3 separate regions of the Mus musculus genome follow, and regions 1 and 3 are each linked to region 2. Evidence: chromatin loops called from intact Hi-C (ENCODE). Cell type or tissue: gastrocnemius. All regions are shown on one strand. Region 1 holds the start of Gm22450 (a small nuclear RNA gene). Region 2 overlaps Upk3bl (uroplakin 3B-like). Region 3 has its middle 10 kb from the start of Hspb1.

Region 1 (8,000 bases), 190 kb before region 2:
GCCACTGTTGGGTGGGGGCTGAGGCCTGAGTGAGGGCCACGGATGGGCAGAGCTGGCGGCTCTAGGTGGACTAGGATCTTCTTTTTCTCTCCTACAGTGCCCGCAAGCGTCCCATCCCCTACTACCGGCCCAGCCCCTCCTCTTCCTCCAGCTGCTTGAGCACCGACTACTCAAGCCGGAGCCACAGCCGGAGCCCCAGCCCTGGCCACAGCCATGGAAGCTACAGCAGCCGCAGTCACGGGACTCGCAGCCGCTCCTGCAGCGCCTCCAGGAGCCGCAGTCCTAGCTACCACAGCCGGAGCAGCTCTGAGAGTGGGGGCTTCTAAGCCCAGACGGACCCATCTAGGGTTGGAAGGCCCTGGAACAAGGAGAGGCTGGGGCCCTGAGACCTGGGAAAGAGGGGTCTGTAACCCCATACTGCTACAGAGGTCCCGGGGTGGGGGTGGGGCAGCACGTGGGCAAGTGGGACTACAGAAGAGCGTCTTCTAGGGTGGGTGAACCACCCACGACACGAGGAGGAATCAAACTGTCCTGCCCCTGAGGTGTGCCCATCCCCACGCCCTGCCCACCCACCATGCCCAGGGAACAAAGAGCCTTTGCGAACACAGGGATCAGATCACCACACCCCTCTTCTGCTTGAGGCCAGCTTACCAGCCTGGGGCCCATTGCCTGTGTATGGCACAAGAGTCCACAAGAGTTGGCTGTCACCTCACCTGAGCTCAGTGGACACCCCCACCCCCACCCCACACAGCTCGGAAGGTGCCAAGCTGGGACCTTCCCCTCCTCTTTCTTTATCTCCCACGGGGTGGATCTAAAAATGGCAAAGTGAGCCAGATCTAAGAGAGAAGGAAGGACCACCTAACTCCTGGGGTAATGACAAGCAGAATGAGAAGTTCACACTCGGCCCATCTCTCTCCCTCGCCTTCACATCAAGGCCACGCCCCCCAGGCCTTCATCAGCACAAGAGGTGGCATATACCACATCTGTATCTAACACGGAAGTTAAAGGTCAGCAGCTGAGGCCCTATCTCAGTTGGTAGAATGCTTGCCTAGCATGCGTGAAGTCCTGGGTTCCATCCCAAACAAAGCATAAAACCGAGCATGCTAGTGCATGCCTGTAATCCCAGCACCCTGGAGGTCGAGGCAGGAGGACCGGAAGTTCAAGGTCATCTTAGGCTACATAGTGAGTTCGAATCCAACCTGGGGTACAGGAGAATCTGTCTCAAAAGTGAGAGACTGGGAATTCAGGCCAGAAGATAAGAAAAAACACGGGTAGAAAGCAGCGGCATTTTTTTTTTTTAAAGCATGGGCCCAAACAAGGCAGTCAGATGACCAAACAGGTCAAGGGCTACTGGGAGACAGGTACAGGCTGCTGTCTGGGTTATGGGCCAAATGATAGCTCACGGTCACAAGCTAACTAACACGCGGTGCACTTCGGAGCCTGCCCGAGGGAGGCCTCCTTACCAGGCTTTGATGGGGCAGGTTTGGTCAAGGCTTTCAGAACTGGGATGGTAGGTTCCAGCCAAAGCCCTCACCCTGGAACACGACCGGGATGAGGCGGTCCCCCCTCCAGCCCTCTTCTGCGGCACCCAGCCCCACCCACCCCCCTGCTGGGGCCCTCAGGGATCTCGAAGTCTTCCTTGGCCCAATAGGGCAGATGCCCTGGGCTCTGGTGGGGGGAGGAGTCTGGGGTCTGAACCGGGTTCCCACCTTCTCTCAGTTTCCCCTTCCCTCTTTCTCCGCAGTGCGGGAAAACATTTGGACTGTAATAAAAAACACTAGGTGCCCGGGTGACAGGCTGCGACTGAGTCTCTGTAACTGCGAGCATCAGGGAGCAGGGAGGACTGGGGTCTCTCCCCATAAGGACTGAGTGGGGCTCTCATTCCTCCCGAGGGGCCCAGTGAGGAGAGGTGGGTGGCCTCAAGGAACCAGGTCCCATCACCCGACCACTTGCCTCTGAGGTTCAAGTGGAAAGAAAAAGGGAATCAAGAAAATGTCCTTCCACCCTGGAGGGTTTGTGGGCTATTTGTTAAAATTATTGTGTGTGACACACACCTTTAACCTCAGCACTCTGGAGATAGAGGCAGGCAGATCGCTGTGAGTTCAAGGCTAGCCTGGACCTCAGAGCAGATTCCAGCAGAGCCAGAACTACACAGAGGAACTCTGTCTCACACCCCACCCCAATTATTGTGTGTACATATGCAATATGTTTGAGGACGCATGTGCCACTGCACGTGTGTGGAGATCAGAGGACAACTGTGTGGGGTCAGCTCTCTTCTGCCACATTTATATGAGAGCCAACTCTGGCCACCAGGCTTGTGAGGCAAGTACCTTTACCAGCCGCATCATTCTGTGGCTAGTGGGGGGACAGCGGTGTGTGTGTGTGTGTGTGTGTGTGTGTGTGTGTGTGTGTATCCGGTATGTAGTATGTATGTACACTGTGTGGCCATGTTTGTTTTGTTTACTTGAGACAGGGTCTCCCAAGGCTAGAGAGATGGCTCAGTGGTTAAGAGCACTGACTGCCCTTCCAGAGGTCCTGAGTTCAATTCCCAGCAACTACATGGTGGCTCACAACCATCTGTAATGAGATTTGATGCCCTCTTCTGGTGTGTCTGAAGACAGCAACAGTGAACTCATAAATAAAATAAATAAATAAATCTTTAAAAAAAAAAAGAGTGCTCGCTTTGGCAGCACATATACTAAAATTGGAACGATACAGAGAAGATTAGCATGGCCCCTGCACAAGGATGACACGCAAATTCATGAAGCGTTCCATATTTTTGCCTCAGTACAGGGGAACGCCAGGGCCAAGAAGTGGGAGGGGGGTAAGGGAGTGGGGGGGGATATGGGGGACTTTTGGGGTAGCACTGGAAATGTAAATGAAGAAAATACCTAATTAAAATAAAAAAATGAGACAGGGTCTCTCTGTGTAACCCTGACTAGCCTGGTAGACCAGGCTAGACTAGAACTCTCGATAATAATCCTCCTGCCTCAGTCTCCTGGTTACTGGGATTTCAGTCACAGGCCACCATGCCCTCCCGTTCCTCGTCCTCCTGTCTGCCCCCCTTTTTGTCTCCCCTTTGTCTTCTGTGTGTGTGTGGTGTGTGTATGTACTTTATGTGTGTATGTACTATGTGTGTGTGGTTGTGTAGTGTGTGTATGGTGTGTGTGGTGTGTGTTGAGTGTATACTGTGTGTGGTGTGTGTGTACTGTTTGTGTGTGTGGTGCATGTACTTTGTGTGTAGTATAGTGTATGGTAGGGGGATATGTGTGAAGGGGTAGTGTGTGTGTGATGTGTGTATAGGACAAAGGCCAACATTAAATGTCTTTCCTCTATTTAAGCTTTTCCACCCTAATCTGAGGCAGGGTCTCCCAGACTCTGGAGCTCACCAGTTGGCTAGACTGACTGGCCCTGGACTTGTCTCTGCTTCACACACACACATACATACACACACACACACACACACACACACACACACACAGAGAGAGAGAGAGAGCATGGCAGCATCCAGACAGGCATGGTGCAGGAGATGCTGAGAGTGAAGGCTGCTAGCAGAATACTGGCTTCCAGGCAGCTAGGGTGAGGGCCTTATTTCCCACACCCACAGTGACACACCTACTCCACAAGGCTACGCCTACTCCAACAGGGCCACCTCTTCCAATCGTGCCACTTCCTGGGCCGAGGATTTACAAACCATCCATCACACTGGTCTATATAGGGAGTTTCAGGACAGCCAGGGCTACACAGAGAGGCTCTGTCCCAAAACAAAAAGAATCACACACACACACACACACACACACACACACACACGAGTGCTTTCTTATTATTTTCCTTTTCTCTCTTTCTTTCTTTCATTCATTCATTTTTCTTTTTTTTTAAAAAAGAGTAAACCATGCTCGCCTTAACCATCAGTTTGTTTTTTGTTGTTTTTTTTAAGATTTATTTATTTATTATATGTAAGTACACTGTAGCTGTCTTCAGACACTCCAGAAGAGGGCATCAGATCTTGTTACAGATGGTTGTGAGCCACCATGTGGTTGCTGGGATTTGAACTCCAAACCTTCGGAAGAGCAGTCGGGTGCTCTTACCCACTGAGCCATCTCAGCAGCCCCATTCATTTTTCTTATTCCATGCCCTGTGTGGGGGCGCTGGGTTGCATGTTTATATGTGGACCACATACTCTATGCCCGGGGAGATCAGATCTCCTGAAACTGAAGTTATAGTGGTTGTGAGCCACCATATGGGTGCTGGGAATTAAACCCCAGTGGTCTGTAAAAGCAATAAGTGCTGCGATTCACCACTGAGCCATCTCTCCACCCCCTAATTTCTGTTTTTAAATTTTACGTGTATGTGGATGGTGTGGGACATAACGCAATGCGCACATGGACGCCAGAGGGCGAACTTTGTAGAGTTAGTTCTCTCCTTCTTCCTCTACATGGGTTTCCAGCAGCAAACTCAAGTTACCAAGCCTATTTTGGCAAATGCCCCCAGCTACTGAGCCATCTCAGCCTACCACTATTATCATTGTCGTTGTCGTTGTTGTTGTTGTTGTTGTTGAAAGCACAGAGACCTTCATCCTGTCAGATTCCCAAACCAAACAGCCACAGGGAAAAGGAAATATCTCCCCAAGACGGTGCACTGTTATTTCCAAAATGCACCCTCGGCTATTCATTTATTTGTTGTTTCCCTAAATTCCCCCGCCACACTCCCATAGGGTTTCTTTGTGTAGCCCTGGCTATTCTGGAACTCACAAGAGTTCTGGCCAAGAACTCACAGAGATCTGCCTGCCTTTACCTCCACAGTGCTGGAGCTAAAGGATTGCGCCACCTCCCCGCCACAGTTACCTTTGAAATGTTTATTGAATGCGTAAACGAAAGAAAGAAAAAAACAAAACAAACAATCCCCGCCCCCCTCCCCAGCAATTCCAGACGCCCTGAATCAATGATAAGGTTGTTGGCAGTGAGCAGACACTAGAGGGAGACAGAGTGGTGGAAAGGTGGCTTAGGGGATACCTTCCGCGGGAGGCTCCCAGCCCTCTGAGCTTCCTTGGCTATGCAAGATAAGAAAAACTCCGGGGGATTCAGGCCCAGTCTGCCCTCTGCTCTATTCCTTGCGGGACCAGGAAAACACGACCGGGTTCACCACGCGAAAACAGGAAGTATGGATCCCTGCCCACCGTTGCCTGGAGAATGGGCGGGGCCGTCCTTCCCCAGGATGCCCGGGTTTGGCACTCCTGGCTCTAGACCCTGGAACTAGCTCTTCCGGATTGGGGATTTAGCTACTCACTCTTATATTGGTCAGCCTTTATCTGATGGGACTCACATGAAGCACCCCAATGGTTTCTATCCCAACACACAACTAGAGAACAGCCCCCCGGCCGTGTGTGTGTGTGTGTGTGTGTGTGTGTGTGTGTGTGTGTGTGTTAGAAGAGGTTGTAAATTATGTGTATGTGGAAGTGCACATCTGTGTGCCTGTGGAGACTAGAAGACATGGGTGTTGTTCCTCAGGTGACACCCTCTTTGTTTTTGTTGAGAGGCAGTCTCACTGGCCCAGAGCCTAGGGTGGCTGGCCTACAAGGCCCAGGAATTAACTCTTCTGTCTCCATCTTCCTACCACTGGCATTACAAGCATACATCGTCCTATCTGGTTTCTTTTCGAATAGGTACTAGGAATGGAACTCGGGTCTTCATATTTGCAGGACGAAGCTCTCTCCCCAGGTCCCTGTGTCTTTAATCAGTGTCTACAATGAAAGCCCCCAAGCCAATGTAACACATAAATCAGGTTGAGTCCACTGCTATCCCTAGTCCTTGCCTCTCTGGGGTACTCCCAGAAGTGGACTCCACACCTCCCAAGCCTGCGTCTGTCATTAAAACATGTATTCAGCTGGGCAGTTGTGGCTTTAGTCCCAGCACTCAGGAGGCAGAGGCAAGTAGAGCACTCAAAATCTCCACAATTGATTTTTAAAAATATTTATTTATTTATTTATTTATTTATTTATTATATGTAAGTACACACCAGAAGAGGGCATCAGATCTCATTATAGATGGTTGTGAGACACCATGTGGTTGCTGGGATTTGAACTCAGGACCTCTGGAAGAGCAGTCACTGCTCTTAACCGCTGAGCCATCTCTCCAGCCCCTACAGTTGATTTTTATGTGTGTGGGTGTCGATGAAGCGGATTTGAGCTAAACCAAGCTAGAAGGATTCTAGCTCCTTTTTCTAATATATATTTATTTGGGTGCACATGCGCGAGTGTGTGGGTCTACCGCACATACTATGACACACATATGAAAGTCAGAAAACAACTTTTCTGCTCTCTCCTTTCACTCTGTGAGCCCCAGGACTCACCAGGCTTAGTGGCAAGTGTCTTTACCTACTAAGCCATTTTAACAGTCCACACAGAACGCACTTAGCATGGTTTTGCTACAACTGAATTTGACAAGGGAGTGTTAGAAGGGCCTAGGGAAAGTCTAAGTTTGGTCAAGCAATGCCTGTGTGCACACTGCAGCCCTTTAGCCTTTACAGAGCAAGAAGTCGCAGACGGCACAGGGGGCGGGGGAGGCAATAGCAGAGGAGAAACTTGATTCACAGCCCTGGAGACTTCCAGAACATCCAGTCCAATGGTCTCATTGTGCAGATGAAGAAAATGAGTCACATTTGCTGGCCTCTGGCCAAGGTCAAAAGCACTCAGGTCCCCAGACTCCCTAGCTAGACAGATTCTCTCGGCTCTACGGCCAAGAACAGTTGGGGATGGAGAATGGCTCCCTAGCCCTGTCACCTGGCCCCTTGTTGATCCCCTTCAGTAATGATGGGGGTAGGCAAGCTTCATGCCAGTGGGGAAATCAGACTCCCAGGGAGACACATTGAGATGTTCTGGGAGAGACCCCAGACACCCCCACGTCGAGTGTGCTATACCGATGACTATGCTTATTTCTGGTACCCAGTAAAGCCGGTGACTGGTACAATCCATCAGCTGTCGGGCCTCTCTGCCTAGCAGCTCCCGGAAGACTCCAGAGTGTTCTCTGAGGCTGAGCCAGAAAGGGAGGGGCTGGCTGGGGTGCAGCTGGCAGAGGCCTGTCAAGGGTGTGGCTGGCATGGCCAAAAACTCAGGCACTTTCGAAAAGGGAGGAGGGAGTCACTTCTCAGAGCACTCCAGACGTTGAGGTTACAGACAAGAGGAGGGGCTCTTCCATGGAGGAAACCCCAGACTCCGCAGAAGTGGGGCTATGGCCTGTCAGCCACAGAGTTCAGGGAAATCTCTAGATGATAAAGTTGCTCCTGTCTCTTCCCCCTCCCACCCCTCTACCCTTCCTGCCCACCCCAGCTCCTCCATATATCTCTGCTTGGCCTTGAACTCATTATGTAGAGCAGGTTAATCTCAGACTCAGATCTGCCTGCTTCTGGCTCTCAACTGAAGGCTTGGACCATGCTCCTCCTATACCTTTCTCTTCTCTCTCTTCTACCCTCCCTTTCTTCCCTCTGTGTCTCCCATCCTCTTTTTTTTTTTTTTTTTTTTCTTCAGTGCTGGGAATTGAACCCAGACTCCATGATAATGCAGAGGAGTTCTACCACTGAGCCATACCCCATGCCATCTTTTGACTCTTTTTTTCTTATTTTTATGTATATGGGTGTTTTTTTTTACCTGCCTCCATGTCTGTGCACACATGTATGTAAATCTAGAAGAGGACTTGAATCTCTTAGAGCTAGAATCAGGGGCTGGGATTCGAACCCCGGTCCTCTGGAATTGCAACAAGTGCTCATAGCTGCAGAGATAACCACTGAGCTGTCTCCTCAGCCTCCTTTTCTTGCTTTTTATTTTGGGATATAATCTCATTCTGTAGCCCAGGCAGACCTTTGCTTTCAACCCATCTGCATCGGCCTGCAGAGCAGGGAGAACAGCATCCCCGTGTCTCCAGCCACACACACACACACACACACACACACACACACACACACTCACACACACACACACTCACACACACACACACACTCACACACAC
Region 2 (8,000 bases):
ACCTGGCCTAGAAATTAAGTTTAAAGACTGACTTATTTATATATTTTATGTATAAGAGTGCTCTGTCTTCATGTACATCTGCATGCCAAAGAGGGCGTTACAGATGGTTGTGAGCCACCATGTGGTTGCTGGGAATTGAACTCAGAACCTCTGGCAGAGCAGCCAGTTCTTTTAAAACTCTGAGCCATCTTTCCAGCCCAAAATTAAATTTCAAAAGTGTTTATACAGCTGTGTCAGTGCCCAGCACATTGTGAAGCTCAGAGGACCAGCAGGACCACCTCAGGTGTCAGTGTCCAGGGACCTGACTGTCCCCATATAGCTGGGATTGTATGTGTGTGCCAGCACACTTGGCTGTGTATGTGGGTGCTGGGGACTAGAACGTAGGCCCTCAAGCTTGCAGGGCAACTGCTTTTCCACTGAGCCATCTCTTCTCAACCCTGAACTGATATAAAACTTGCACAAAAGCCCACGTCATCCTTCCAAATTGTCCCAGCGTTAGGGGCTTGGACTTGGTGGTATACTGTGGTTCCGTCCTCGGCGGGGGGGGACTGAGGGGAGGGCAGAGCTCCCTTCCACCCGCCACAAAGCTGGGCAGAGCCATAGTGCTTCCTTGAAGTCCTCATGGCATATGAAGCCGTGTAGCTCTGAGAGGGACACAGGGATGAGGGCTGACATGAATGCTGATCACATGATCATGGCGAGGATGGAAGATTGAGGGGTTCTCTTGTCCCTGCCTCCCATCTCACTATCTCTGGAATTACAGGCACCCCATGGACGTCCCACACTGTGCTTGGCTTTTGACATGGGTTCTGGGCTAAACTCATGTTTTCATGTTTGGGAGGTTAGCACTTTGCTTTGGACTCGTCTCTCCAGCTCCTGTTCATTCCTGTCAAACAAACGTGTGGACCACAAACAGGAGGGAAACCCAGAGCCTCTGGACAAGCCCAGCCTAGGGTTCTGGATGCCCTGAATCTGAGCCTCCTGTGCCTCCCTCTGTCTACCTGCCATTCCTTGTCCATCACCCCAGTGACACAGTGCCATCCCACCCTGGTAGGCTATCAAGACAGGGTGTATCCACTCCACAGCTCAGCGCCCCCCCCCCCCCATCCCAGGGCATCTCGCCTAAAGATTCCTTAATTTTGGATCTGGTAAGATGGCTCAGCTGCTAGCGACACTTGCTGTCAAGCCTAATGATCAGAGTCGGAGCCCCAGGATGCACATGGTGGGGAACCAACTCTCAAAAATTGTCCTTGACCTGTGGCATACACAGGCATAGGTATGTACACACATACACAGAGGGGTGGGGGTGTGAATAATTAATTAAGTAAGTTATTAGTGAAATGTGGTAGACAATGTGATTCCTTAATTCCCACCCCCCCTTGATCTGCGGTTTTGGAGACAGAGTCGCCCTCCCTTGGTTGAAGCTGGACTACTGTTACTCAGCCTACTTCTGCCCTCTTTTCCCACCCTCCCCAGAGAGCATTAACTATGCCCCCCAGCTCCTCGGGGCCACCCTGGAGGGGAGACTCACACAATCTACCTTCACGCTGGAGCAACCCCTGGGCCAATTCAAGAACGTCAACCTCTCTGACCCAGATCCCATCTGGCTGGTGGTGGCTCACAGTAACGGTAAGCTAAGCCTGTTTGCTTTCTCACTGTGACCCGGGCAGGTCTAAGAGGTCTGGCAGGCAGGGGGTGATGGGAAGTAGGTACTTTGGGGGATGTGATTGGGAAAGGCGGTTAAGCCTACTAGGACGTAACACGTGGTTCTGCCCACGTGACGGCTGACCCTCAGTGCCACCCCCAGCCGCCCAGAACTTTACCGCCCCACGGAAGGTAGAAGACAGGCATGCCCCTGCCAACTTTGACCGCAATGGCTACTATCTCACGCTGAGGGCCAACCGGGTACACTACAAGGGTGGCCAGCCTGACAGCCAGCTCCGAGTCCTCCGTGTTGGGAATGACAACAACTGTTCCCTGGAGTCCCAGGGCTGTAACTCGCCTTTGCCAGGGGCCGGCCCCTATAGGTGAGCAGCAAAGCTGGGGTCAGGGACACCTGCCTGGCACAAACAGGAGATGGGGGTGGGGGTGGGTAGCCATTGGGTGGTTTGTTGAGGTCAAGTGGGATGGCTGGGCTCCCTAGTCTTCTTCCTCCTTTCCTCCCTCCCTCCCTCCCTCCCTTCCTCCGTCCTTCCCTCCCTTCCTTATGTTTGTGGTGCTAGGGATGGAACTTGGGCCCTGGAAAAGCTAGATTGCCACTCTAGCATACCCCTAGCCTCTCACTGGGGGATTGTGGGCAAGTCCTTACACAGCTCTTCTTTTATATTTACTTTGATTATTTTAGGTGTATGGGTATTTTGCCTAAATGTATGCCTGTGCACCACACATGTGCCTGGTGCCCGTCACAGGAGGTGGTGAGCCTCCATGTAGATACTGGGAATTGAACTTGGGACTTTTGCAACAACTTCAAGTGTTCTTCAACTCTTGAGCCCTCTTTCTTTCTTTAAAAAAAAAGATTTATTTTATTTTTAACTATGCTTGTATCTGTGCATGGGTTTGCTTGTGTGGACGATGGTTCCCCTAAAAGCCACGAGTGTCTGGTCCCCAGGAACTGAAGTTGAGCTACCTGACATGCATGCAATATGTCCTGCTAAGTGCTGAACACCTCTCTAGCCTCCTCACAGCTTTTGAAAGTAGCAATCCCCCAGCTCAATGCCCATATGCCACGGGAGGTCCTGACCATGTAAATGGATTGTCTCTACTCTAGACCAGGCGTTCATAGGTGGAGACCAGCCTTGGTCCCCTGGCTTCCCTCACTAGATGTTTGTTTTGAGTGATCTAACACACATGCACTCGCGTGCGCATGCACACAGAGGCTTAATGAAAGTGAAGGCTACTGTACATGACCAATTCTGGTCTCCTGCTCAGAGTGAAATTCCTGGCGATGAGTGCCGAGGGACCCGTGGCTGAGACACTGTGGTCCGAGGAGATCTACCTGCAGCAAGGTAGGAGAACATAAGATCTCAAAAAAATAGTGTGGGGTGGGGGCTGGGGACATCACGGGGCTGGGAAAAGTAGGTCTCCCCCTGTCAAGAACTGCAGCACCACTTTGTGCTCTGCAAGTATCCCTGCCCTAGTCTAATCCCTCCATGATTCTCACATGTCTCAGCTTGGGTGTAGGATGGTTGGTCTGGAAGCTGCCCAAAGGCCCCCTTTGGGGTTAAATAGCTTCTTTCCTGCTTGCCTGTGCAGCCCAGACATTCCGAGAAGCTCCAGGGTCCCAGGGCAAGGGCACTGTGGTCATCATTGCCTTCTTGTCAATCCTACTGGCCATCCTGCTTGTGGTCTTCCTCGTACTGGTCATATCCGCTTGGTGAGTGAACTAGACTGGTGCTGCCTTGCCTCTCAGCAGTAGCCTTGGTCGCTTCTTGCTGCCATTTGATGAAGTCGGTTCCCCTGAAGGCTGGGCGGTGTTGACTAAAGCCCTTCTCCCTCTTGCCCATCAGGGGCCTGATTTCCCAGCAGTCGCCGCTTGCCCCCTCGCGGCCATACCTGGAATTGCAAGCAGGTAGTCAGAAAACACTCCCAACAGTGAGGCCCTACAGGTAGAGGTGAATTACGTTCAGGCGGAGCCCACTAAAAGCTTTTGCTTTGACATCTCAGGCAGAGCTGAAGTACCGGGGCTGGCACAAAACCTCCCAGAAGAAAAGACACCCCACACCTGTAGGGATTTGAAGAGGCATCTCTGTGAAGGGGAGGCAGGCATGTGGGGATGTATTGGGGGAATTTCGGAGAAGGAGGAAGTATGCCAGCAGGCATGAGCAGAGAGCGGAGGTGTCCAGCAGAGAAACGGAGCTGTCTCACTGCTGGGAACAATGGAGTGTAATCAAGGGAGACTTGGCCGTGATAACCTTTAAAACAGTGGTTTTCAACCTTGTGTGGAGATGCCTTTAAAGGTGAATGAATGTTCCTTCCACAGACAGGGGTTACGTATCAGATATTCTGCATATCAGATATTTACATTAACAAAATTACAGTTATGGCGTAGCAAGGAAAATAATTTTAAGGTCCGGGGTCACTCAAACATGAGGAACTGAATTAAAGGGTCTCAGCATTAGGAAGGCTGAGAAGTATTGGTTCAGGCTGGGCCAGGGCATTAAGAATATATTCCTGGAGCTATTACGGCCAAAGCCTGAGGGCTGGCAGTCCTAACAAACTAGGCTCAGCCACCCATTGTGGACAAGCCAGTTAGACACACAGGTAATGATGAGAAGCAGAGGCTGGAAAGATGGTTCAGCTATACTTAGCCTGAGTTTAATTCCCAGCACCCGTATCTGACGGCTCACAACTACCTGGCTCCAAAGGGATCCAATGCCTCTGGCCTTAACACTTCGCACGCACGAACACACACACACACACACACACACACACACACACACACACACTTCAAAATAATGGAATAAAAGAAATTAAAAAGCAGTCAAAGGTAGGGAGATATATTCCATGTGACCACATGGGAAAGAGAAGCAGAGAGACCCAATGACTCTCTAAGTTTATCTTTAGGAGCCTGATAAGGCCGTGACTTAAGGTTTAGGTTAAGGAGAGGGTAGGGATCGCATTGCTGAGACATCCCGGTGAAGGCGTGGTCCCAGCCATCGCTGACCGCCCACCCATCCTTGGCTTCTGCTAGTTCGCTCTGGCTCACATGGGGCTCCCAAGGCTCCGCCTTTTCCTCCCCAGCATGGGGTACCTGAGGAATGTCTTGGGATCCTGGGATAAATGAGACCCTGGGTCTTTTGTTTTTGTTTATTTGTTTTGCTTTTTTGTTTTTTGTTTTTCGAGACAGGGGTTCTCTGTGCATCCCTGGCTGTCCTGGAACTCACTCTGTAGACCAGGCTGGCCTCGAACTCAGAAATCCCAAGTGCAAGGCATGTGCCACCACTGTCCAGCCTGTTTGTTTGTTTGTTTTTGTTTTTTTAAGAAAAAAAAAGGAATTATCTTCATTCTTTTCAGTAGAGTTGCTTACAAAGGGACAGGGAACGCCAAACATGATGTCCTAGGCCCTTAATCCCAGCACGGGAGAGGCAGGGGCAGGAGGATCCATAGGAAGTTCAAGACCAGCCTAGTCTACAAAGTAACTTCCAAGCCAGGCAAAGCTACACAATGAGATCTTGTCTGAAAAAAACAAAACAAAACGAAACAAAACGAAACAGAAAACTTCAGGAAAGAACAGACGGGGGGGGGGGGGGGGGGGGGGGGGGTTGGGGGGGTTGTGGGGGGTGTGGGGGTGTGGGGGGGGTGGCGGCTGATTTATAAAGTTTTAAATTTTTTGTGTTACACTTGGTTTATGTATACACCACAGCACAGATGTGGAAGTCAGAGGTCAAGTTTTTAGAGTTGGTTCTTCCCTTTGACTATGTGGGACCCAGGGGTCGAACTCAAGGCAAGGCCTCAGGTTTGGTAGCAAGCACCTTCACTCACTGAGCCATCTCACTGGCCCATGTGTGCTCCTTGACACACACGCCCCGTCATCATCATCATCACCACAATAACAACAACAGTAACAACAATAGCAATAACAACAGTGATAACGTTAAAGGATCTTATCTAACCTCCACTGTGGTTTTCTAGAGCTTCAAACCATTGCACAAGGGATATGGAAAATGAGCGGACTGAACTGTGTTCATGAAAGAGATCTCAGTTATTCTCTAAGCGCCCCACATCAGGTTGGTCCCTGGGACCCACACAAAAGCAGACAGAGAGTGAGGGCCCTCCACTGACCTTCTTTCCCCTTTTCTCTCCCCGAACCTTCTGAAGCAGCTTGAGTACTTCCGGGTCCAGCCCAGAGGAGCAAGTGCGCATGCGGCACTATCACACGCACCACATGGGCAGCCTCCGAGCTGAGCGCAGCTCCTGAGAGTTTCCCAGGGCTTTCATCTGGGATCAAGTTGCTGAGCCTGAGCTGGGACCTACCTGGAACCCTAGGGAAATATCTTCAGTTCAAAGCTTGGACTAGGCAATCTTTATCAGAAATAAATGCCCCGAATACCTTTGTGCTTCATCTTACATATACCTGGGTTCATCTCCCTCACCTCTGATGTTCTTCTCATTGTGTGTGTGTACACGTGTGTACATGTGTACGAGTACCTGTAGAAATCCATCTCTCTCCACCTTGTTTTTTTTCTAAAAAATTTATTTATTTAGACACTGTAGCTGTCTTCAGATACACCAGAAGAGGGCATCAGATCCCATTACAGATGGTTGTAAGCCACCATGTGATTGCTGGGAACTGAATCCAGGACCTTTGTAAGAACAGCCTGTGCTCTTAACCGCTGAGCCATCTCTTCAGCCCTTATTTTTTTCTTTTAATTTAGTTTTTATACGTATAAGTGTTTTGTTTGCATGTATCGTCTGTCCGGTGCTTGAGGAAGCCAGAAGAGGGCATCAGACTCCCTGGGACTGAAGTTACAAATGCTTGTGAGCTACTGTGTGGGTGCTGGGAGCTGAGCTTGGGTCCTTTGCAGGAACAGCAAGTGCTCTTACCTGCTGAGCCATCGCTCTAGCCCCATCTTATTTACTGAGACAGGCTCTATCAGTGAACCTGGAGTTTACTAAACTCTCTCAGCTCCCTGGCTACTGGGCCCCAGGATCCCTCTGTCTCTCCAGAGCTGGGTTTGCAAACACAGGCTGCTGCGCCTGGCTTTCTACCTAGGCACTGGGCATCAAAATCTGGTCATGATGCTTGCAAGATACTAACAGAGTCATCTCACATGCCCTGATAGACAGAGTCTCTTTGTTTCACCCAGGCTGGCCTTGAACTTGATTGGACTCTTCTGCACCTGCCTCTGGAGGTGCTGGGATTACAGGCATGTGCCCCACCATGTGCATTTCTTTTGACACAGGATCTCACTGTATAGCCCGGGCTATAATCTTAATCTTCCTGCCTCGATGTCCTGAGTGCTGGCATTACATATGTGTGCCTGAGTACCCGGCCACCTGAGCAGTTCCCTTGTCCCAGTTCCTCTGGGGGACGCTTTCAAAGTAAGATGTTGAGGTTCGACTTGGAGAGATGGCTCAGCGGTTAAGAGCACTGACCGCTCTTTCCATGGGTGAAGATGGAAAGATGGCTCAGTCGGAGTGCTTGCCATGCAAGCACGAGGACCTGAGTTTGATCCCCAGAACTTACAAAAGCAGGTGGGCACGGTGATACAACAACCGTAACCTAGAGCTCGGGAGGTTGACGAAGCAGATCTCTGGGCTCACTAGCCGGCGAGTGTGTGCACACTGCATGTGGAAGCCAGACACACACTTCAGCCTTTCGTTATTTTTTTGTATTTATTTTAGGGCGTGTGTGTGCATGTGTGTGCCTTCTTGTCCGTATGTGTGCCACAGGTGTCTTTGGAGATTCGAAGAAGGCATCAGGTCCCCTGTAGCTGGCGTTATGAGCAGGATGTGCTGTGGAGTGTACATACAGACAAGAAGGCACCCCTTTCCCTGGCTCACCTCTCTGTTGGAAAAGCAGCCATTGCATACCCCCATCTGTTTCCCAAGAAGTACCATTAGCATGAATGGGTGGCGATGAAGAAATGGCTCAGCAGTTAAGAGCACTCGCTGCACTCGAAGAGGATGGGAGTTTAGTTTCCAGCATCCCCTTAAACATCTGTCCCTCCAGTTTATCTGATGATCTCTTCTGGCCTCTACAGGTGTCTGCACTCATGTACACATACCCACACAGACACACATATGTGCAGTTAAAACTAATGAAATAAAGCTGGATATGGTGGCACACACTTTTAATCCCAGCACATGGGAGGCAGAGGCAGGTAGATCTCGAGGTCGAGGCCAACCTGGTCTACCTAGTGACAGCCAGAGCTACAAAGAGAAATCCTGTCTCAAAAGCCCAAACCAAGCCAAAACAAAACCTAATGAAATAAAAATCAAGAGGAGGAGGAGGAGGAGGAGGAGGAGGAGGAGGAGGAGGAGGAGGAGGAGAACGTGGT
Region 3 (8,000 bases), 160 kb before region 2:
TCCCATTACAGATGGTTGTGAGCCACCATGTGGTTGCTGATAATCGAACTCATGACCTCTGGAAAAGCAGTCAGTGCTCTTAACCACTGAGCTATCTCTCCAGTCCCTCTTTAAAATATTTTTTACTTGGAACAACTTATATTCTTCAAATGACAAGAAGAATTAGTCTCAGCAGGGCAATGGTTGTGCACACCTTTAATTCCAGAATTCGGGAGGCAGAGGCAGGAGGATTTCTGAGTTCGAGGCCAGCCTGGTCTACAGAGTGAGTTCCAGGACAGCCAGGGCTACACAGAGAAACCCTGTCGCGAAAAACCAAAAACAGAAAAAAAAAAATAAAGAAAAGCCAAAAAGAAGAAGAAGGAGAAGGAGAAGGGGAAGAAGGAGAAGAACAACAACAACAACTAGTCTCACGTACAGCATTTCATAATATGCTGTCTGTCTTTGGGTGGCAGCTTCCATTCTGGAACTCTCGGCTCCTACAAGACTTTACCCAGAAGATGTGCTAAAGCAGAGATGAAGGCTCAGAGAGGACTGAGGAGCAGTGTGTAAGTGGTGCATCTGTGTCCTTCCCCGGGCAGGAGATGGGGCTTTGAGGCACTTGCAGGATGACTTTGCGGAGTGGGAATTCTGACATGTTGCCACTTAGCCAGCTCAGCCACAGCTTCTGGGTCCAGCGCTGTGTTAGGAACACGATCTCCCTTTTTTCTCAAGCTGCCAGAAAGATGGTGAACATTCAGACCGAGCAGCCCTTTCAGAAACCATAAGCGGCTCTGCTGGGAGAGATCTGGAAGGAGAAACTCCCTTGGAACTAGAAGAACATCAGCCTAGGCCTCAAGACGCCTAAGGAGACCATTGAGGGCATCTACATAGACAAGAAATGCCCTTCATGATAACAACGTCTCCATCAGAGGTCAGTGTAGAGACCGGACAGATGAGGATGCAGAGGATCATTGGCATCCTCTCAGACTATCTCTACCGTGACCAAAATACAGCGGAGGGGGAGGGGACACAAGCACGTGCCTGCTTCAGGAATGTACAGACTGGTGACATTGTGACCATGGAAGAGTGAAGGCCACTGAGCAAGACAGTGAGCTTCAAGTGTGTTCAAGGTCAGCAAGGCTGCTGACACCAAGAAGCTGTTCCAGTTTTGAGAGGACTCTGGTGACTTCCTAGAACAAATAAAGTTATTTTCCAACTTAAAAAAAAAGAAAAGAAAGAAAAGAAAAGAAACACTATCTCTCTTCACATTACTTTTTTTTACAAATCAAACAGAGAGGAGGGCTTTAGTCTGGGTATTTAGGCTCACTTTTTTTTTTTAAAGATTTATTTATTTATTTATTTATTTATTATATGTAAGTACATTGTAGCTGTCTTCAGACACTCCAGAAGAGGGAGTCAGAACTCCTTACGGATGGTTGTGAGCCACCATGTGGTTGCTGGGATTTGAACTCTGGACCTTCAGAAGAGCAGTCAGGTGCTCTAATCCATTGAGCCATCTCACCAGCCCTCACTTTTTTTTTAAGGTTTATTTATTTACTTTATGTATATAAGTACACTGTAGCTGTCCTCAGACACACCAGAAGAGGGCATCAGATTCCATTACAGATGGCTGTGAGCCACCATGTGGTTTCTGGGAATTGAACTCAGGACCTCTGGAAGAGCAGTCAGTGCTCTTAACCACTGAGCCATTTCTCCAGCCCTCATTTTTTTTTTTCTTTTTTTTTGGTTTGGTTTGGTTTGGTTTTTTAAAGTTTCACAGAACAGATACTTGAATGAGCAAATGACTATAAAAAAGGTGAAATGGTGGGGGGAGGGGAGATCCCTTCTCTGTGTCCCAGGAGCTGCCAGTCACACAACCAAACCAACTAGCCAACTGCTTGTGCCTAGGGTCAACAAGAAACAGAGCCAAGGTCATACCTTGACTTTCCCTCACTTCATATCTTCTTAGCAAGTGTCCAAGGGTTTCACTCCCCTATAACCAGAAATAAATTCTAACTCAGCCAGCTTCTGTTAGCCTCTGTGGGGGCAGAAGATGAGATATTGTCTCTAAATCCAAACAAGGAGAGTGGGCTTCAGCCCCAGACCTCAGTGAGGTCGGTGGATTCCATGCCCAGAGGCTCTGTCCGCTATCAGAGAAGGAAAGGTTGTGCTGGGGAGACTCCTACGGCCTATGCAAAGTGTGGCATGAGGCCTTCTGCTGTTTCTTTCTCCTGTCCCCGGAGTCGGGACTGCTGGGATGTCTCAGTAGCCTTGGAAGGCCTTACTTAGCAGCAAACAGTGATGTCCGCTACACCAAGGGTTAGAGATCTAGGGGTGGCAGAAGGGGACAGTTCAGCCTCTCCAAAAAACGAAAAAGAGCCGGGCATCCCAGCACTCAGGAGGCAGAGGCGGGCGGATCTCTGAGTTCCAGGCCAGCCTGGTCTACAGAGTGAGTTCCAGGACAGCCAGGGCTACACAGAGAAACTCTGTCTCGAAAAAACAACAACAAAAAAGAAAAACAAAAACAAAAACAAAAACAAAACAAAAACAAAAAAAAGAAAAGAAAAGAAAAGAAAAGAAAAGAAAAGAAAAGAAAAGAAAAGAAAAGAAGAGAAAAGAAAAAAAGAAAGAAAAAGAATCCTGCTTGGGCCACCGAGAGATCAGCTACACTTTGAGCCTATATTCTGACAGGCAATCTGACCAGGTCAAGAGGGAAGAGCCAAGATCTCTGTGGCAAGACAGGTTCCTCCCTTGGGCCCACCTCATCATGAGGTCCGGGGAGGGAGGCCGGACTCTGTTCCTGATCCCCACCCAGGCAGGATCGGTGCTAATGTAGGCACTTGTGAACTCACTTCTCATAATTTTTTGGTCACTGTCACTGACCCAAATCCACAAGCTGACCCCAAACCACAAGGTTTAAAATTCTCTTCAGGCAGCCTGGGCTCCTCCACCTGGGACCTCAATCCCCAGCTACTTCCGGGTTCCAGCATCCCTCATATACTCTCCACCCGCCCCACCACCAGCCCAGGACCACATTCTATTTGAAAAATGCATACTAGGTTTCCTTAAATTCTTCTAGGAGACCCTCAGTTATCATCCCTTTTGTGTCCAGGGTGGTCTTGAACATCATTAGCTGAGGATAATTTTGAACTTCTGATCCTCCTGCCTCCACGTCTTGCTTGTTGGGATTATAGGATTGTGCTACCAGGTTTGATTTATGGTGTGTTTGGGATTAAGATTCCAGGCGCACATCCTCTCGGCTGAATTGGAGCGGCGACGGTGGTGTGTGTGTGTGTGTGTGTGTGTGTGTGTGTGTGAGAGAGAGAGAGAGAGAGAGAGAGAGAGAGAGAGAGAGACCCTGCGTGAGCGTGCATATGAATACATGTGTGTACACCTATGTTATGTCCTGGAACTCTCTGTAGACCAGCCTGGCCTTGAACTCACAGTGATCTGCCTGCCTCTGCCTCCAGAGTGCTGGGGTTAGAGGCGTGCTCCATCACCATGCCCAGCAGTCTTGTATCTTCCTATTCATCTCTTGGTGGTAAAATCTGCCCTCCAAGCCGGGTATCTCTCTGGGCCCAGCACCCTCCCGTTGTCCAAGTCTGCGCTTTTGTCAGCGCAGTTGAAGGAAACCACTCAAAGTAGGCAGCGTGGAAGGAAGGCTGGGACTCGTGGAGCACTTGTCCAGCAAGCGCAAAGTCCTAGGATCTAGGCAATTATGATCCCCAACCCCGCAGAAACCGAGTGTGGTGACACACACTTGTAATCCCAGCATTCATGAAGTGGAGGCAGGAAGATCAAAAGTTAAAGGTCATCCTTTGGCTACAGAGTTTGGAGCCGGCCTGAGCTACATGGAACCCCATGCCAACAAATCCTTTGCCTATCTTGCCAAAAATATATAGCTGGTGGACTCCTCAACAGACCGAGTTGAACTTGAAGTCCAGAGCAGTCACTAGTCTTTCTCAGGGCTACCCAGCAAGCAGCTCAGGGCAGAGCAAAACATGATGATGGGTTCCTGAAGCCACTTTGTACCTATCCTGTCACGGTTTAAATAGGAAAGGTCCCTGATAAGCAAATGTGTTTAAACACATGGTTCCAGCAGGTGGCGCTATTTTGGCAACTTTTAGGAGCTTGCTAGAGGAGCCAGCCCCCCACCCCAACCAGGCCTACCTACCCTGAGTTCAATTTTTCTGACCTCTGTCCTTGCAAAAGATAGAAATCAAGCTGATTAGAGCCTATGTGTACCTCTAAGTCTCTCTCTCTCTCTCTCTCTCTCTCTTTCTCTCTCTTTGTTTTTTTTTTGGGACAGGGTTTCTCTGTGTAGCCCTGGCTGTCCTGGAACTCACTCTGTAGACGAGGTTGGCCTCGAACTCAGAAATTTGCCTGCCTCTGCCTCCCAAGTGCTGGGATTAAAGGCGTGCGCCACCACCACGCCCAGCCGTCCCTCCCTCTCTTTTCCAGGTTCCCCTGGTCCCACCTCTTCTCTTTATGGGGGGGGGGGGTGCGATCTTCTGAGCTGTTGTTTATCTCGCTCTCTGAATTCCACCCACTTAGTTAACTCTAACCCACACTGTCATAGCTCCGGACATCAAAATCCCTCTTTTTGTTGTTGTATTTTGCTTGTTTATTAGACTTTTAAAAACTAATAGACCTGACTTACTGGATAGATAGATAGATAGATAGATAGATAGATAGATAGATAGATAGATAGATAGATAGATAGATAGATAGATGAATGATAGCTAGACTTTCACATAGCCCGGGCTGGTCTCCAATTTGTTATATAGCAGGAGTATGACCTTGAACTACTGACCCTCCTGCTTCCACCTGCTGAGTTTGGGAATTACAAATTTGGTCATCGTCCCTGACTTAAGGACGATGTTTAAGTTGGAAGCTTTGTATTTGTGTATGTTAGACCCTGTGTCTGCTCATCTGAAGGGAGTACACATTGGTGCCACTGCACAGCCCAACCAACTCCATGTTTGAAGCTCTGGAAGTTAAACTCCAATGCCAGGAGGAAAACCACGAAGTCCCCTGAGCAAACATCCTATGGCAAACCACACATCAGCAGGGTCAAGGTACATCTCGATAGCCTGAGACATCCTGCAGAAAATAGAAAATCTAGCCATCCTGTTGGTCAGGTGGTTTTGCCCCGTGTTTGGCTCTTACTAGAAAGACAGCTTTAAAAATATTAACTAGCTAACCCATATAGAAAATCTCCAAGTTTGCTATAACTACAATAAATACCCCCCACCCCTGGGCTCTCACTTCTGACCAGTACTAAAGGTGAGCATCCTTGCTCTAGAGCTTGTAATAAAGACCTGCATGTGTTTACATTGGAATTGGCTCCTCAGTGGCCTTTGGGGTCCCTGAGACTTGGGCCTAGCACCACCTTTTCAGAAGCGAGCATCCTTTTCATCCCTGTGAAGACCACGATGCTCTCCCAGCCTTGAGGCCATGAACCCTGCCAGTATCTGGATTTGAGGGGCACAGTAAAGAAACCAGAAGAGTCAGTCCATGGGTAAAAAAGGCCGGGGTCGGGGGAGGTTTTTCCAGCTCCCAAGGAGAGGGAGGAAATCTTCATGGTTACAAGGGACTGGGAGGAAGGGAGCCTGTGAGCTGGTGGGGTGGGAGCTTTGAGGTATATTACTAGGCTAGCATGGATCTTGATATGCTGATAGGTAACAAAGGCATGTGTGAATGGGGGAACCTGGTTTTTTGTTTTGTTTTGGTTTTGGTTTTGGTTTTTTTTTTTTTTTTTTTCTTTTTTGGCTTTTTTCAAGACAGGGTTTCTCTGTGTAGACCTGGCTGTCCTGGAACTCACTACCAGGCTAGCCTCGAACTCAGAAATTCTCCTGTGTCTGCCTCCCAAGTGCTGGGATTAAAGGCATGCGCCACCACTGCCTGGCCAGATGCCAAGTCTTTGATCCTCAGAACGCTTCAGGGCTGAACAAGGCACACTCAGGCAGGCAGCCCACTTTTCCCAAGCTTTGAGACTGCCCCTGAATGAAGCCCATATCCCCAGCACCCACCTATGAGAAGTCCCCTGAGCACTCTCCCAGACACCCTACCTTAACCAGGGGTTCGCTGACCAACTTCTAACTCTATCAGACTAGAGAAGACATCAGGTAAGAGGCCCAGGTCTAGGGTCTGAGAGATAGCCCAGTTGATAAAGTGTTTGCCTTAGCAAGTCTGGGGACCTGAGTTCAATCCTTTCTGGGGGCTTTTAACCGAGTAAAACTTCTGGATGTGGTGGAGCATGCTTGTAACCCCCACACCAGTGAGGTAGAAATAACAGATTCCAGAAGCCCACTGGTAGCCAGCCCAGCTTACTTAGAGACCAATGAGAGAGCCTGTTTCAAGGGAGGCAGACAGTGCCTTTTCTGGATGCTAACACTGTCCTCCACATACAGACAGTCACCCACATGGGAGCAAGAAGGAACGGGTAGGGGTGAGGGAAGAGAAAGAGAGAGGGAGAGTGAGAAGAAGGGAAGGAGAAGGAAAAAGAGAGAGATCTCTGAGTGTGCTCTGGGCTTATCTTCTCTGCTTCTAGCCTGTTTCCAAGGGTCCTCAAAGCCACTGAAATGTCCCTACTGTGGGACTGACCAGTGCTTGGGCCTGTTGACTGCTAGCCCATTCTGTTACTAGCAGCCATATTAGACCTTTGGCTTTCCCTATGCACCTTTCAGATAGGAATTGTTCCCGATTGTGTCTTAACTCTCCGCACAGCCAACACCTGCTAGCTGTCACTTATCCACTAGCAACCCTAGGCCACTAAGAGGCAGCAGAGGCGCATTCAGGTACTTGTGAGCAGGCCATGCAAACTGCCACTTTTTGTGTATACTTTAATTTTTTATTTATTCATTTTACTTTTTTTTTTTTCAGAAAGGGTTTCTCTGTGTAATCTTGGCTGCCTTGGAACTCATTCTGTAGACCAGACTGGCTTAAATTTAGAGATCTCCATCAGATTTGGCTGTAAGGCATTTTTTTAATTAATGATTGATGGGGAAAGGCCCAGCCCATTGTGTGTGGGGCCATCCCTGGGCTGGTGGTCCTGGGTCCTATAAAAAAGCAGGCTGAGAAAGCCAGTAAGCAGCACCCCTCCATGGCCTCTGCACCAGCTCCTGCCTCCAGGTTCCTGATTTCCTCCAGTGATGACTAGCAATATTGACGTGTACCCGGGATAAACCCTTGCTTTTTTAAAATTTTTTAAATTTTTTGTTGTTCAGGTTCTTTTGGGGGTGTGGTGTTGAGATGGGGTTTCTCTGTATAACCTCTGATTCCCACGTTCTAGAATTAAAAGCATGAAACACCACTATCTAGCTCCCTTTAAAAAAAATTTTTTTTAATTGTGTGTAGGTATGTGTACATGCATGCAGGTGCCTGCAGAGGCCAGAAGGGGGCGCTGAAGATACAGGTAGTTGCGAGCCTCAAGAGGTAGGTGCTGGGACAAGCTCCTAACTAGTGAACCATCAGCCCCTCCCTGCTTGTTTGTTTGAGACAGGGTCTCTCTATACTACTGGCTGTCCTGGAACTCACTCTGTAGATCAGGCTGGCCTCGAACTCAGAGATCCACCTCTTCTGCCTCCCAAGTGCTGGGATTAAAGGCATGCACCACCATACTCAGCTGCCGCCCTTTTAAAAAACAAGGTCTCATACAGTGCAGTGTTGACCTTGCTGTGTAGCTGAGAATGATCTTGTACTCCTGATCTTCCTGCCTTCAATATCACAGACATGTGTCACACTAGATTTCTGTGGTGAGAGGGATGGAACCAAAGGCTGTCTGGTTGCTAGGCAACTGAAGTGTCCATTTCTGACTTAGGCTGGCCTTGAACTTCTGATCCTCCTGTCGGAGCTTCCCAAATGCTGGAATTAGAAATATACATAACCATACTCTGCCACACTCAGCTTCCTGTATCATTTTTTGTGGTGCTGGAGATTGAACCCAGGGCTTTGAGCCCTGTGTGTGTGCTGCAACTGAGCCAATTCCTTAGAGCAGCAGCAGGAAGCCAGTGAGTATC

The links. A loop is a pair of places that touch in the nucleus more often than their neighbours do. Peaks named below come from ENCODE experiments on the same cell type or tissue, not always from the same donor. Only the 100,000 strongest peaks of a DNase experiment are listed, where the experiment ranks them.
Region 1: a loop joins it to region 2, with 4 times the contacts of the local background. A loop is called at or near these places in 12 of 42 quality-filtered maps.
Region 3: it touches region 2 in a loop (4-fold over the local background); 19 of 42 quality-filtered maps call a loop at or near these places.

Annotation. Positions count from the first base shown.
Region 1 is chr5:135,872,983-135,880,982 of GRCm38, forward strand. It overlaps Srrm3 (serine/arginine repetitive matrix 3), which reads left to right. Exons shown (of 15, transcript NM_021403.3): 15 at 98-1,790. The coding sequence ends at 326. Gm22450 (a small nuclear RNA gene) reads left to right here and starts at 2,675; the gene lies at 2,675-2,781. In gastrocnemius, CTCF peaks have their summits at 4,373 (motif pointing right) and 4,970 (motif pointing right); DNase peaks (open chromatin) are centred at 4,392, 5,068, 6,715 and 7,042; H3K4me3 peaks cover 1,587 bases; H3K27ac peaks cover 3,723 bases.
Region 2 is chr5:136,058,255-136,066,254 of GRCm38, forward strand. It overlaps Upk3bl (uroplakin 3B-like), which reads left to right. Exons shown (of 6, transcript NM_001359361.1): 2 at 1,477-1,629; 3 at 1,808-2,027; 4 at 2,929-3,005; 5 at 3,253-3,373; 6 at 5,821-6,070. The coding sequence ends at 5,917. Among named protein-coding and RNA genes, the nearest start is that of Upk3bl, 5.0 kb to the left of the region's middle. In gastrocnemius, no CTCF peak of the experiment used is centred here; a DNase peak (open chromatin) is centred at 3,531.
Region 3 is chr5:135,894,144-135,902,143 of GRCm38, forward strand. No RefSeq gene overlaps it. Among named protein-coding and RNA genes, the nearest start is that of Hspb1, 10 kb to the left of the region's middle. In gastrocnemius, CTCF peaks have their summits at 4,078 (motif pointing right), 6,768 and 7,373 (motif pointing right); DNase peaks (open chromatin) are centred at 4,091, 5,895 and 7,402.